2 separate regions of the Homo sapiens genome follow, and region 1 is linked to region 2. Evidence: read pairs that join two places in POLR2A ChIA-PET (ENCODE). Cell type or tissue: PC-3. All regions are shown on one strand. Links, peaks and the distances in the headings refer to the core of each region. The heading gives the core; the rest is flanking DNA.

Region 1 (5,000 bases), core at 1-5,000, 290 kb after region 2:
CATAGCAAAACCCTGTCTCTACTTAAAAAGCAAAAACAAAAAATTAGTCAGGCTTTGTGGTGTACCCTGGTAGTCCCAGCTACTTGGGAGGCTGAGACACCAGAATCACCTGAACTGGGGAGGTTGAGGTTGCAGTGAGTTGAGATGGTGCCACTGTACTCCAGCCTGGGCAACCAGAGAGAGGCGCTGTCTCAAAAAAAAAAAAAAAAAAAAAGACATGCAAACATTTTGATAAAAATTGTCAGAGAAATGACTATGTGGCTTAGCAGTGCTCCATTCTACTTTATTTACACTTACGACCTTGTTCAAGTAAGTTGAGCATATCCTAATATATTGAATTTTGGTTAATGTTTCTCCTAAAATGCCTTTTAAAATAATTGCTATAAGTTAAATTTTTTCTCCACCAACAGGCTTGCTTTATATTCTCTTTGATTTGGTCGATTGGAGGAAGTTGTGATACAGATGGCCGTCGTGTTTTTGATACTTTCATACGATTAATCATACTGGGAAAAGATGATGAAAACCCAGTGCCAGATTCTGTGGGTAAATGGGAATGCCCATTTGATGAAAAAGGCCTGGTCTATGACTACATGTATGAGGTATGACATAAAAAGCTTGTTATGGTAAGATAAAACACAAAGGCTTAGGCCAGCAGACAAAGCTCCTGGGTTTTCATCCTAGAGTTATTTTGACTCCTGCGGTGAGCTTTTTAAGCTCCCTTCTTTTAGTTTCACCTCCCATAACTTATTGGCTGTATAAATAAATTTGCTTTAATAATATTTTTATAATTTCACATTTAAATTAAATTTATTTTTCCATTTTATTAAATAATTCCCCAAAGCATTTTTTAAACAGCAAGTATTTGAATAATTATTTGATTCATACAAATTTTATTTCATCCCCCATAAGATCTAGATAGAGCATTAGTTATAATTTCACTTAAATCTCAAGTTTTATGATAAGGAAGTAAACCTAAAAAGATTAATGGCTAGCAGAGCCAGAACTTGACTCAAGTTCTCCTGACTGACAGTGCAGGACCCTTTCCCCAAAACCATGCTAACACAGAATTTTAAGAATCTGGCCAGAAAGAGAGTTTCATCCTCATTAGCCATAGCGGGAAGTCAATAAAGTAATCTCTAAAAGTGAAAAAAGAGGTGGTAACACAAGCATATTCTTTATTTCTTTCTTTTTTTTTTTTTTTTTTTTTTGAGACGGAGTCTTGCTCTATTGTCCAGGCTGGAGTGCGGTGGCGCAATCTCGGCTCACTGCAAGCTCCGCCTCCTGGGTTCAAGCCATTGTCCTGCCTCAGCCTCCCGAGTAGCTGGGACTACAGGTGCCCGCCACCACGCCTGGCTGATTTTTTGCATTTTTAGTAGAGACGGGGTTTCACCGTGTTAGCCAGGATGGTCTCAGTCTCCTGACCTCGTGATCCACCCACCTCAGCCTCCCAAAGTGCTAGGATTACAGGCGTGAGCCACTGCGCCCGGCCCACAAGCATATTCTTTAAGAATCGAAAATAAATACCAAACTATCCAGCTTAGAGAAGGTGAAGGTCTCTAGGAAAGGGAAAGTGACAGTAGGGAAATGCTGTTTTTCTTAACCTTGTAAATCTTTTGACTGTAAAATATGTACATATATAATGTTGATAAAAATAAAAGCTAAAACTTAAAAAAATACAAATATGAATTACTAAAGAAACATTCACCCAAACTTACAAAGTTACCACAATTCAAACATGTAACATATACGTGTACAATTTGCTGGAAAATAGGAAAAGATTGTGAGATTCCAGCCACAGCTCTGGAATCGGGTCTTAGGGGGCTACTTTGGCAGGTATTAAAACTTTTTTTACTTAACAGTGGAAGGGCTGGGGTTCTCCAGGGAGGGGTCAAAACAACCTGCAGAAGAAGATAATGGTTGGGGGTGGAGTGAAGATTGGGAGGCACTCAGGGGTGTCAGGACAGCAGTTATTTAGCCAGTGATTCAGAAGAATTTCAGTATCATAACAATTAATACAGCTATGCTGATATATATCCTGGTTGTTTCAGCCTGGATCAAAATGCCAAAGAGAATAATGTTAGAGAAACAAATATAGTGGTTTTATGTGATATTTTATTTTTAGTTAGATTATTGCCCATTTGTTTTAAAATATAAAAAAGTAAAGCCAAAACCCAGGAAATTGTAACTTGAAGTACATTAGAGTGGCTTTCAAATAAATACTCAATGTATGCAAAAGGACATCTTGAAGGCATTTGGGGAATATTGGAGTGTTAAGAAGACATAAAGGCAAAAGTATCTGAAATGTTAGATATGTTGAATATGTGATAACAAAAGTTACATTATATTTTTCAGGTTATTAAAAATGAAAATTGAAAAAATATATTTTTTAAATTGGTGTTTTCATGAATGCTTATTTTATTAATCTGCTTATGACTTAAAATATGCTATATGTGTTCTTTTATGTGAATGTAATATTTCATTAAAAGGGGGAAGACTTAAGTTTTTAAAAGCTAATATAATAGTATACATGTTGAAAAGAGCCTTTCAGATACAGCAAGTACATGGTTTTAATATTTTAAAACTTATATTTTCTTGTAGTTGAAAAACAAAGGTCGCTGGGTCCATTGGAATGAATTAATTAAAAATACTAATTTAGGAGATAAACAAATCAAGATTCAAGATATCATAGTCCCTACGATGGACACAATTAGATATACGTTTCTAATGGATTTGAGTATTACCTATGCAAAGTAAGGAACTCTGCTATAAACAAGCATTTTGAATGTAAAAGTACCATTTTAATAGGATTATGGCAATTTTTGAAGTATTCGAGATCATCCCTTTTCAGGTAACTGAAATCCTGGGGGACTTGTTGGCATGTTGAAAGTGACATCTGTTGCTATTGGCAAACCTGGAATACACATTTCCCATTGCCCACTCCAAAGCCCTTGCCATCATACTTTGCTGCCTCATAAGTTGCCTTACATTTTTGATTTGTAACAGCACACTGAAAGCCTGCTGCTGTGTTACTGTTAAAAAGGTATGCAGTCTAATTAAAGATTCAGCGTACTCCTGAGACATCAAAGTAACCATGATCCACATTCTCCTATTACATTTAGCATTTTTCACCTATGTCCTATGCCAGTTCTGGATTCCATAACTTAAGGTGAATATTAAAAACTCAGAAGAGTCCATCAAAAGTAAAGACACATGAAACTGATCAAAAGCCTAGATGTGTACTGTTTGCATATCCATACCAACTTTCTTAATAACATTTAATAGTTATTTTTCTTTTAAAACACTAGGTATAATTTACCATTCATACTATTTAAACTAGACAAGTTTATATAATCATAAATGTCATTTTTTTGATAAAGAAGCTGTTCCTGAATGCATTCTGTGACCAATTTTATCTCATTTAAAAAAACAAAAAAACAGGAAAAATAGCTTATGAGGGAAAATTAGTTTACCCCTATTTTGTGTCCGTAGTTGCATTTTTGCATTTAGAAGCTAAGCAAGGAAGACAATTGCCAATTCTGTGACATTTCTAGTATAGCAGTTTTTTGTTTTTTTTTTTGAGACAGGGTCTCACTCTGTCACCCAGGCTGGACTACAGTGGTGCGATCACGGCTCACTGCAGTCTTGACTTCCCAGGCTCTAGCGATCCTCCCACCTCAGCCTCTCAAGTAGCTGGGACTACAAGCATGCACCACTATGCCTGGCTTTTTTTTTTTTTTTTTTTTTTTTTTTTGTAGAGACAGGTTGCCCAGACTCATCTTGAACACCTGAGCTCAAGCAATCCACCCACCTCAGCCTCTCAAAGTGCTAGGATTACACCGTGCCTGGCAATACAGTTCTTTTGTGCCAAGAACCATTTGTCAGAATAATACTTTTAAATAAGTACAAATAGAATTATAAAGTAAACCATATATATATTTATTTATTTGTTTATTTATTTCAGACAAGTCGCTTGCGCTCTGTCTCCCAGGCTGGAATGCAGTGCATTCCAGCATCTCTGCTCACTGCAACCTCTGCCTCCTGGGTTCAAGCACTTCTCCTACCTCAGCCTCCTGAGTAGCTGGGATTACAGGCACCTGCCACCACGCCAGGCTAATTTTTTGTATTTTTAGTAGAGTCGGGGGTTCACCATATTGGCCAGGCTGGTCTTGAACTCCTGGCCTCAAATGATCCATCCACCTTGGCCTCCCAAAGTGCTGGGATTACAGGCTTGAGCCACCGTGCCCAGCCTGTTTTTTTCTTTTTATATCGAAATACATTTATGAAAATATTGAACATATTTGGGCCATAGTAGTAATATATATATGTTTCTTTATTAACACATTAAATAACAAGATCTGTCAGTGGATCTGATGACTATAATACCTTTGAAGAAGGAATGGGCATGAGTGATATTTTTGAGATACTGTAACAATTGTAATGTGTAGGATAATAGCTATGATTTCTACTGGTGACAAAGACACAGGTACTATTCATACAATTGCTACATTTTAGAGGATAGCAAAAAGTAAAGGTATAACATTTTTGTCATTCAAGTTCACAGATTCTCTGAATTCTATGAATGTTTTTAGTTGGCTCATGGACCCCAAGTTAAGAACAGAAATTTATTAATACTATTTTAATAAATTTTCATAGAGCTAATGTTACTCAGACTGGAACATGTAGATGAATTCTCAGGGGTCACTCTGTTTCTAAAAGAACTTTAATTTTGTGTTCATATTTCAGTAACAGTTTTCAAAATTAATACTAGCATAGTTTGGCTCACTTAGATGACCCCTTAGAACTGAATATGGCTATTACTCAGTTTCAGTGCTGGCCTTTGTATTTGTCTTTTTTTAAATTTTTTTTTAGAAGGTGTTTCACTCTTCTTGCCTAGGCTGGAGTGCAATGGCACAATCTCAGCTCACCACAACCTCTGCCTCCCGGGTTCAAGCGATTCTCCTGCCTTAGCCTCCCAAGTAGCTGGGATTACAGGCATTTGC
Region 2 (11,272 bases), core at 3,536-8,535:
GAACACTTGACTGGTAAGGGAAAAATGCCTCAAGTCACTAAGAGGCAAAATGGCGGAGTATAAACACACAACTGGTAAGGGAAAAATGCCTCAACTGAGCATGCATACAACTTCAGTAAACACACTGCGCATGTGGCCCTTCTCAAGTGCTGGCAGGCCGCTTTGCATGCCGACAGCCTACCCCAAAAGGGAAGAGTCAGGGCAGAAGGGACACAACCCTCCAGAAGCATGCCAATGCATAAAACTCCAAGTCAGACCTGGTGTGGTGGCTCACACCTGCGATCCTAGCACTTGGGGAGACTGAGGTGGGAGCATTGCTTGAGCCCAGGAGTTCAAGACCAGCCTGAGCAACAGAGCAAGATCCCATATCCCATCTCAAAAAAAAAAAAAACAAAACTCCAAGTCAAAAGTCAAACTGTGTGCTTGATCTCTCAGGTTGCCCACTTGAAACCTCTTGCAAGTGTACTTCCTTTTGTTCCTGCTCTAAAGCTTTTTAATAAACTCTGCTTTAAAACTTGAGGCCAGGAGTTTGAGACCAGCTTGGTGACATAGGTAGACTCCTGTCTCTACAACAGCAAAAAGTCTATTCATTTTCAGATGGACATTTGGGTTGTTTCCACTTTTTGGCAATTGTAAATAAAGCTGCTATGAACACTGGTATGCAAATATCTGTCTGAGTCCCTGCTTTCACTTCAAGTATATACCTAGAAGTGGAATTGCTGGATCATATTGTAATTTTGTGTTTAAACTTTTTTATATTTACAAATATTAAATTTATTATAACTAAAATGAATGTGATTGTTCTCAGATTTGGCCACTTTATAGCTCTGTTTAAGGAGGGGATTTTTTAAAAAAGAGAATAATGCATCATAACTCGGTCAAGGCCGGGCACGGTGGCTCACGCCTGTAATTGCAGCACTTAGGGAGGCCGAAGCGGGTGGATCACTTGAGGTCAGGAGTTCAAGACCAGCCTGGCCAACATGGTGAAACCCCATCTCTACTAAAATACAAAAATTAGTTGGGTGTAGTGGCAAGTGCCTGTAGTCCCAGCTACTCGGGAGACTGAGGCAGGAGAATAGCTTGAACCCAGGAAGCGATGGTTGCAGTTGCGCCACTGCACTCCAGCCTGGGTGACAGAGTGAGACTCCATCTCAAAATGAACAAAAAAAAGAAAAAAAAACTTGGTCAAATTACTTTCACATTAAGAAAAAAACTTCTGAATGGGCATGGTGGCTCACACCTGTAATCCCAGCACTTTGGGAAGCCAAGATGGGCAGATCACTTGAGCTCAGGAGTTCACGATCAGTCTGGGCAACATGGCAAAACCTCATCTCTACAAAAAATACAAAAATTAGCCAGGTGTGATGCTGTGCCCCTGTAGTCCCAGCTACTCGGGAGGCTGAGGTGGGAGGATGGCTTGAGCCCAGGAAGTGGGGGTTGCAGTGAGCTAAGATTGTGCCACTGCACTCCAGCCTGGGCAACAGAGCCAGATCCTGTCTCAGAAAAAAAAAAAAAAGAAAAAGAAAAAACAAAGTTCTATAAAGGAAAACAAGACAAGCAACTCTTCAGTTTCACATAATTAAGGAAAAGGAGAAAGCATGCAAGCTGCATCATAGCTAAATTTATGAATATGTTTAATTTTTTGCCAGGCGCGGTGGCTCATGCCTGTAATCCCAGCACTTTGGGAGGCCAAGGCAGGTGGATCACTTGAGGTCAGGAGTTCGAAGCCAGCCCGACAAACATGGTGAAGCCCCGTCTCTACTAAAAATACAAAAATTAGCTGGGCGTGGCGGTAGTCCCCGCCACTTGGGAGGCTGAGTAATCCCAGCTACTCGGGAGGCTGAGGCAGGAGAATCACTTGAGCCTGAGAGGTGGAGGTTGCAGTGAGCCGAGATCACGCCACTACACTCCAGCCTGGGTGACAAAGTTAGACTCCATCTCAAAAAAAAAAATTTTTTTTTTTGAGGAAACTCCATAGTATTTTCCACAGAGGCTGCACCATTTTACATTCCCCTGACAACAAACAAGTGTTCCAATTTCTCCACATCCTTGCCAGAATTTAATATTCCCTCCCTCCCTCTCTTCCTCCCTTCTTCCCTTCCTCCCTCCCTCCCTCCCTTCCTTCCTTTCTCTCTCTCTTTCTTTTGCTATCCTAATGGATGCGAAGTGGTATCTCATTGTGGCTTTGTCTTGCATTTTCCTAATGATTAGTGATGCTGAACGTCTTTTCAAGTGTTTATTGGCCATCTGTATGTCTTTTTTGGAGAAATGTCTGTTCAAGTCCTTTGCCCATTTTTGAATTGGGTTGTTGGTTTTTATGTTGTTGAGTTATAGGAGTTCTTTATATATTCTGGATATTAATTCCTTATCAGATAAAGGATTTGCAAATATTTTCTCCCATTCTGTGGGTTGCCTTTTTACTCTGTTGGTGGTATCCTTTGATATATAAAAGTGTTTAATTTTGATGAAATCCAATTTATCTCTTTTTTCTTTTGTTGCCTGTTCTTTTGGCATCATATCAATAAATCATTGCCAAATCCAGTATCGTGAAGCTTTTCTCCTATGTTTTCTTCTAAGAGCTTTACAATTTTAGCTCTTATGTTTATGTCTTTGATCCATTTTGAGGATTCAGGGCAGTAGGGGGTAATGGTCTTACTCTGTCACCAAGACTGGCATGCAGTGGCATGATCATAACTCACTGCAGCCTTGAACTCCTGAACTCAAGTGATCCTCCTGCCTCGGCTTTCCCAGTAGCTGAGACTACAGCCATGGGCCACCATGCCTGGCTTTGAATTGTTTTTCATATATGTTAAAAGGTAAGGGTGCAACTTCATCCTTTTGCATGTGGGTATACAGTTTTCCAGTACCTTTGCTCTTGAAGACTGTCCTTTCCCCATTGAATGGTCTCAGCACTGTAGTCAAAAATCATTTGACTATGCAATGGTTTGTTTCCGGGCTCTGTATGGTACTCTATTGGTCTGTCTTTATGCCAGTACCACACTGTTTTGATTGCTGTAGCTTTGTAGTAAGTTTCGAAAACAGGGAGTATGAGACCTCTACTTTGTTCTTTAAAACCAAATTTTTAATCCACTCTCTCAAATTATTTGTAGGGAGTTGCCATCTCAGTAACACTGTAAAAATTGTACTTCACAGCAATTATTTCTAATGAGAACAAGTCCTCTTTGTAAGTTCTTGACAAGAAGATGTCTAGGAATAACACTGCTAGTTTTGAATATTTGTATTTTCTTTACTTCCTGTAGACAAAGCTCTTACTCACAAGATAATTAGAATTTGCAGTGTTTAAGTCTTTTGTTCAGGCTGGCACTGCCAAAGTGGGAAATCAGCCAAAGAAGACTTCCTGGATTAAGTTTAACTTAGGTAACTAACGTTTGCACTCCCAGACTCCATTAGTTTGCCCAGAAGAGAGAAGAGAACAAACATGTTCAAAACAAGCTGTTTGGGATTTTGCTCAGGCAAAGTCGTTGCACATTCAAGAAAAAACAAAAGTCAATGAGAGAAAAACCATGACAGAAAGTTGAAGCCAAACTCTGAGAACTGAGGCAGAGTCTTGGCTGTTGTACCTCTATAAATGATTTTTTAAAAGAGAGAGAGAGAATCACACTTATTTTAGTGTGGTCTTGGAGATTCTCTCTCCATTTCAGGTTGTGCTGAAGAAAAATTATAGTTCAAGAAACTTCTTGGTATTTTGCTTCTCTTCTAACAGAGGTAGGGTGGGGTAATAAGAAAGAATGTTGGACTGTGTCTAAGAGGTCTGTTTTCTAGTGGGATTTTGCCACTGACTTGCTATGGGAACTAAGTCACTGGCTCGCTGAACTGTAATTTCCTCCACACGTGTTGACAGAATTGTCACATCTCCAAAAACTCTTACAGCTTTAATAATATTACAGATTTTTTAAACCTCTTCTAGATATTATTTATTTTTATTCTGTAATTCTCAGGGAACACTGAATAACTTATTTGCATACATGTTTTATCTGTCCTGCTAAATTATAAAGTCCTAAAAAAATCTTACTCAGTTTGCTCTCCCTCAGAGTTTAGCATTGCATTTTTCACAAATGAAACAAATATTTGAAGGAGGGGAGAATGAATTGAGCTATCTCTTTTTGGTTTTTGTTGTTTTTTGTTTGTTTGTTTTTGTTTGAGACGGAGTTCCCTCTGTCGCCCAGGCTGGAGTGCAGTGGTGTGAGCTCAGCTCACTGCAACCTCTGCCTCCCCAGTTCAAGTGATTCTCCTTCCTCAGCCTCCTGAGTAGCTGGGATTACTGGCATGCACCACCACAGCCAGCTAATTTTTGTATTTTTAGTAGAGACTAGGTTACACCATGTTGGCCATGCTGGTCTCAAACTCCAGCCTCAGGTGATCCACCAGCCTCGGCCTCCTTCCAGACCTCAGGTGATCCACCAGCCTGGGATTACAGGCATGAGCCATCACGCCCAACCGCTGTCTCTTTTTGTTTTGAAGATTATTTTTCATGAGAATTGTTTATTTTTTGGTGAGATAAATATCCTTTACTAGGTGATAATGATTATATTATAGTAATGATATTTCCCCTATTTTATCCTATTAAAAATAATTTGTTGGCCGGGCATGGTGTCTCACACCTGTAATCCCAGCACTTTGGGAGGCCGAGGTGGGCGCATCGCCTAAGGTCGGGAGTTTGAGACCAGCCTAACCAACATGGAGAAACCCCGTCTCTACTAAAAACACAAAATTAGCCGGGCATGGTGGCACATGCGTGTTATCCCAGCTACTCAGGAGGCTGAGGCAGGAGAATGGCTTGAATCCGGGAGGCAGAGGTTGCGGTGAGCTGAGATTGCGCCATTGCACTCCAGCCTTGGCAACAAGAGCGAAACTCCGTCTCAAAAAAAAAAAAAAAAGAAAAAAATTAGCCAAGGATGGTGGTAACTGCCTGTAGTCCCAGCCACTCGCCTGAGGCAGAATGATCGCTTGAACCCAGGAGGCAGAGATTGTAGTGAGCTGAGATGGCGCCACTGCACTCCAGCCTGGGCAACAGAGTGAGACTCTGTCTTAAAAAAAAAAATTGTAGATTATTTTATTTTAAAATTTTTGTAGGTACACCGTAGGTATATATACTTATAGGGTACATGAGATATTTTGATATAGGCGTGCAATGCATAATAATCACATCATGGTAAATGGGGGTATCCATCCCCATCTACTTTCCATACCCATTAACCATCCCCACTTCCCCCTATGCCTCCACTACCTTCCCCAGCCTCTGGTAACCATCCTTCTACTCTGTCTCCATGAGTTCAATTGTTTTAATTTTTAGCTCCCACAAGTAAGTGAGAGCATGTGGTTTGTCTTTCGGTGTCTGGCTTATTTCACTTAACATAATGACCTCCAGTTCCATCCATATTGTTGCAAATGACAGGATCTCATTCCTTTTTATGGCTGAATTGTACCCCATTGTATCTGTACCATATTTTATTTATCCATTCATCTGCTGATGGACCCTTAGGTTGTTTTTGTAGATTATTTTAGGATATAAAAATCCAGAAACAATTCATTAGGTAACTATTGTATCATATGGCTTTTTTGGGGGCAAATAAACTCTAAGGGAAGATTCCTTTTTTATTTTTATCTTTTTTTGATAGAGAGTCTTACTCTGTTGCCCAGGCTGGCATGCAGTGGCGCGATCTTGGCTCACTGCAACCTCCGCCTCCCGGGCTCAAGCGATTCTCCCGTCTCAGTTTCCTGAATAGTTGGGATTACAAGCGTGCACCACCAAGCTGGGCTAATTTTATTTTATTTATTTATTTTTAAATTTATTTTATTTTATTTTTTGAGACAGAGTCTCACTCTGTCGCGTAGGCTGGAGTGCAGTGGCGTGATCTCCACTCACTGCAAGCTCCGCCTCCCAGGTTCAGGCCATTCTCCTGCCTCAGCCTCTCAACTAGCTGGGACTACAGGCGCCCGCCACCATGCCCGGCTAATTTTTTGTATTTTTAGTAGAGATGGGGTTTCACTGTGTTAGCCAGGATGGTCTTAATCTCCTGACCTCGTGATCTGCCCACCTCAGCCTCCCAAAGTCCTGGGATTACAGACATGAGCCACCGCACCCAGCCTCAAATTTTTTGTATTTTTAATAGAGACCCGGTTTCACCATATTGGCCAGGCTGGTCTCAAACTCCCAACCTCAGACAATTCGCCCACTTCGGCCTCTCAAAGTGCTGGGATTACAGGTGTGAGCCACTGTGCCCTGCCGGGAAGATTTTATATAAGCACTTGGCATGGTAAAAGACTAATGTAATGAATCAGGACTTAAAAGACTAATGTAATGAATCAGGACTATTAACCATGTGTAATCATATTAGTCAGGACTCTTACAGTTGCACATGTCAGAAGATCTAGCTCAAGCTGGCTTCAATCTAAAAGGAAAATTTATTGACTCATGTATGTGAAAAGTTCAGCCTTGGCTGAATCCAGGGTTGAATGATGTCATTTGGACTTTGTCTTCCTCTTTCTATTTCTTGGCGTTTTCTTTGTTGGGTATGCTCTTCCTTTAGAGTGATAAGGCTCCAAGCTTATATTCTATCCTTTCAGCAATCCCAGTGTCAGGACAGTGCCTCCTTCAGAACAGTTCTAATGACCCCCAGAGTTGAGTTGCATTGTTTGATCGGGTCATGCATGGGGATATGCCTGCACCCATCATTGTTCTAGGTATATAGAATACACTGATTGTCTAGGCCTGGGTTACATGCGCATGCTGGAATCCAGGAGTAGTGCTTACCTCCTCTTGAACCTCATGGACTGAGATCACTGGGGAGGTGGCTCCCCATTAGAAAATTGGGGACTTTTTTATTTATTTATTTATTTATTGAGACGGAGTTTCCCTCTGTCTCCCAGGCTGGCTTGCAGTGGCACGATCTCGGTTCATTGCAGTCTCGCCTCCTGGGTTCAAGTGATTCTCCTGCCTCAGTCTCCCGAGTATCTGGGATTACAGGCGCACACCACCACTCCCGCCTAATTTTTGTATTTTTAATAGAGATGGAGTTTCAACATGTTGGCTAGGCTGGTCTCAAGCTCCTGACCTCAGAGGATCCTCCCACCTTGGCCTCCCAAAGTGCTGGGATTACAGGTGTGAGCCACTGTGCCTCGTCGAAAACTGGGGACTCTTAAGCAGAAGAGGGTACAATGGATGATGGGCAAGTAAAGGCAGTGGGACTCCATAACTAAACTAACAACAACAACAACAACAAAATCCTAGTTTTGCAAAACAGAACTTTGTGTTGTTGTTTGAGACAGGGTCTCACTCCCATTGCCCAGGCTGGAGTGCAGTGGGACGATCTTGGCTCACTGCAGCCTCGACCTCCCAGGCTCAAGCAATCCTCCCACCTCAGCTTCCTGAGTAGCTGAGACTACAGGTGCATGCCACCATACCTGGTTACTTTTTTGTATTTTTAGTGGAGACAGGGTTTCACCACATTGCCCAGGCTGGTCTTGAACATACCTGGCCTCAAGCAATCAGTCCGCCTCAGCCTCCCACAGTGCTGAGATTATAGGTGTGAGCCACTGCTCCTGGCCAAAACAAAAATATTTAAGAAAAAATAGTAATCTTTACTTTAATTCATAAATACACCAGTTTAATTTGCTAATTAGGCAATTTTTTGGTTGTCAGAAAAACTGGACATGAAAAAAGTTTTGTTATATGGATTATCAATACTTGTATTAATTAAAAGTGTCATGATCTCTTTAATAAAAGAGATCTAGGTTCTTATGTACTTCTGCGTTCCATTAATTCCATTGTGTACCTGTCATGTAGTCACTTGGAAACTCCACTATTTACTTGAGAATTGTGAAAAAGGCCAAATAATGTCTTTTTTTGAGATAGAATATTGCTCTGTTGCCCAGGCTGGAGTGCAGTGATGTGATCTTATCTCATGCAACCTTTGCCACCCAGGTTCAAACGATTCTCCTGCCTCAGCCTCCCAAGTAGCTGGGATTACAGATGCACGCCACCACACCTGGCTACTTTTTGTACCAAATAGTATCTTAACGTTGTTACGACAATTTTTTTCTTCTTTTTCCTTTAAAGATGTGGTCTCACTATGTTGCCCAGGCTGGTCTCAAACTCCTGTCCTCAAGCAGTTCTCCTGCCTCAGACTCCCAAAGTGCTAGGATTACAGCATGAGGTATGAGCTACTGTGCCTGGCCATTATGACAAATTTTGACCTCATGGGCACTCTGAAAGGGTCTCTGCCTCCCAGGTCAAAGGATCACACTGTCTTCATAGACCTGCTCTTATTCAGTGTCTTCTGTAATTTCTTATAAATTTCAACAGGGGCCAAGCACCATGGCTCACGCCTGTAATCTCACTACTTTGGGAAGCCAAGGCAGAAGAATCAGTTGAGGTCAGGAGTTCAAGACCAGCCTGAGCAATATAGTGAGACCCCCACCTCTAAAAAATTTTTTTTAAAATTAGCTGGGTGTGGTGGCATGTACCTATAGTCCTAGCTACTTGGGAGGCTGAGGTGGGAGGATTGCTTGAGCCAGGATATTGAGGCTGCAGTAAGTAAACTATGATCACACCACTGTGCTACAGTCTGGGTGACAGAGCAAGACTCTGTCTCTCAAAAAAAAAAAAAAATTCAATGGGCATCTGGTCAACCGAGCAGTCTATTTTTTTTTTTTAATTTTTTTACTGTTTCTTAAGTTGTGGTTCTGGGATGACACATGAGAATTTGCATTTTAACCATTTCCCAGATAATTCAAAAGCCTTTAATTCAGGAACAGCAGACTTTTCTGTTTCTCTCTGATTTACTCCAAAGAGCAAGTTTAAAAAGAAGTCCAAAGTGCCCAAGCATAAGATTTTCAAGCCCTTTTCATAATTATCTTCCAAAAATAGTACATCATTAACTTCACCAACTCTCCCTGCTAAATAAAAAATCCAACATTACATATTAAGTGTCAATCACCAAAAGTCAAGTAAGGTTCCTCTTCTCTTCCCACATCAAAGTTATTTGGAATACTGAGAGAATTTGAACAAAGTGAATGCTGAGTACTACTAGTCTTTCTTCAAAAGAACAAACCTATTTTCAAGTCTGTTTTTATATAAAAGTAATTAAGAAGTCAACTCTAAACACAAATTTGTTTCTAACTTCTACATACTATTTGAACTTTCTGATGTAGTTTTGCACATGGTAAAAGTTCTAATGAAAAAGCTGACTTACGTCAGTTACAAATTGCATTTGGCTGCCAGTGACAGATCTAAGTAACAGTGCCTTAAACAGATAAGTTAGTTTTTCTTGTGTGACGAGAGGTTCAGAGGCAGACTGTTGCTGGCATTGGTTTGGCACCTTATGGATGTGACTCTCTTGATATTTTCTTTATAGTCCCAAAATGGCTGCTGAAATTTTGGCCTTCATGTCCAGGATGGCAGTAGGAGGAAGCAAAGGGGTAAAAGGGCAACAAGCATGGGCGAGGTGGCTCATGCTTCTATTTCCAGCACTTTGGCAGGCCAAGGCGGACAGACCTCTTGAGTCCAGGGGTTCAAGACCAACATGGGGAACATGGAAAAACCGCATCTCTGCAAAAATACAAAAATTAGCTGGGTGTCGTGGTGCATACTCATAGTCCCAGCTACTTAGGAGGCTGAGGTAGATCAATTGAACCCACAGGGCAGAAACTGCAGTGAGCTGAGATAGCACCGTTGCACTCCAGCCTGAGCAACAAGTGAGACCTTGTCTCAAAAAAACAAACAAACAAACAAAAACCCCAAAAACAGAAAACTCCAAAAGGGCAACAAGTACTTACTTTATTTATTTTTTTCTGCTTGCTTCTTGAAGGATATAACCAGGTATTCTGATCAGCACTTATTTTTCATATGGTTACATATATCTTCAATGGAGTCTGAGAAATACAGTATTTTACTTGGGATCAGTACCACCCCAGATTTAACCAGCCTGTATTACATACATATTTGTGTGTGTGTGTGTGATGTGTATCTGTGTGTGTATATATATGTGTATGTATGTGTATGTATATGTGTGTGTATATATACATATATATATATATATATATATATATATATATTTATTTATTTATTTATTTTTTTAGAGACAGGGTCTCAGTATGTTGCCAAGGCTGGTCTCGAACTCCTGGGCTTCAGTGATCTTCCCACTTCAGTCTCCCAAAGTACTGGGATTACAGGCATGAGCCACCGTGCCTGGCCAGCCTGCATTACTAAGGAGAAAGGGAATAATGGATAATGGCTGTCTTGGTCAGCTCTGCTGCCCTAACAAAATTCCACAGACTAGGTTGCTTAAACAGCATGTATTTATTTCTCACAGCTCTGGAGGCTGGGAAGTTCAAGATAAAGTGCCAAGCAATTCGATTCTTGGTGAGGCCTGTTTTCCTGGCTTGAAAATGGTAGCGTCTTCACTGTGTCCTCACATCCTCACATGGTGGAGAGACAGCAAGCTCTAGTCTCTATTCCTCTTCTAGTAAGTACACTAATCTCATCATGGGGGGACCCCCACCCTCATGAACTTATCTAAACCTAATGACCTCCAAGAGACCTCACTTCCAAATACCATCACATTGCGGGTTAGGGCTTCAATGTATGAATTTTCGGGGAACACAAACATTCAGTTCATAACATTTTACTCCTGCCCCCCAAAATTCATGTCCTCTCATGCAAAAATACATCCATTCCCCCAGGCGCAGTGGCTCAGGCCTGTAATCCCAGCACTTTGGGAGGCCGAGGCGGGTGGATCACGAGGTCAGGAGTTCGAGACCAGCCTGACCAACATGGTGAAACCCCGTCTCTACTAAAAATACAAAAAATAGCCGAGCGTGGTGGTGCACACCTGTAATCCCAGCTACTCAGGAGGCTGAGGCAGGAGAATCGCTTGAACCCAGGAGGCGGAGGTTGCCTTGAGCAGAGATCACACCACTGCACTCCAGCCTGGGTGACAGAGGGAGACTCCGTCTCAAAAAAAAAAAAAAAAAAAAAACCATTCCATCCCAATAACTCGAAAAGTCTTATCTTGTTCCACCATCAACTCTACCTGAAGTTGAAACACTTATTTAAATACCGTCTAAATCAGATATGAGTGACACTTGAGGCAGAGTCAACCTAAGACAAAATTCCTCTCCAGCTACGATCTTCTGAATCAGATAACTATGTGCTTCCAAAATACAATGGTCACACAGGCATAGAATAGATACAGTAGTTTCCCCTTTTCCATAGGGAATATGTTCCAAGGCCCCACAGTAGATGCTTAAA

What was found. ChIA-PET counts read pairs that join two places held together with the same protein. Peaks named below come from ENCODE experiments on the same cell type or tissue, not always from the same donor. Only the 100,000 strongest peaks of a DNase experiment are listed, where the experiment ranks them.
Region 1: POLR2A ChIA-PET joins it to region 2 with 6 read pairs; 2 of 35 experiments call an interaction of 5 or more read pairs at or near these places.

The regions. Positions count from the first base shown.
Region 1 is chr3:57,417,117-57,422,116 of GRCh38, reverse strand. DNAH12 (dynein axonemal heavy chain 12) reads left to right here. Exons shown (of 74, transcript NM_001366028.2): 36 at 411-599; 37 at 2,599-2,750. Among named protein-coding and RNA genes, the nearest start is that of DNAH12, 120 kb to the left of the region's middle. RefSeq lists a silencer at 4,796-4,971. In PC-3, for the core only: no CTCF peak of the experiment used is centred there; no DNase peak of the experiment used is centred there; H3K27me3 peaks cover 268 bases.
Region 2 is chr3:57,701,790-57,713,061 of GRCh38, reverse strand. No RefSeq gene overlaps it. Among named protein-coding and RNA genes, the nearest start is that of DENND6A-DT, 14 kb to the right of the region's middle. In PC-3, for the core only: no CTCF peak of the experiment used is centred there; a DNase peak (open chromatin) is centred at 6,381; H3K27ac peaks cover 1,866 bases.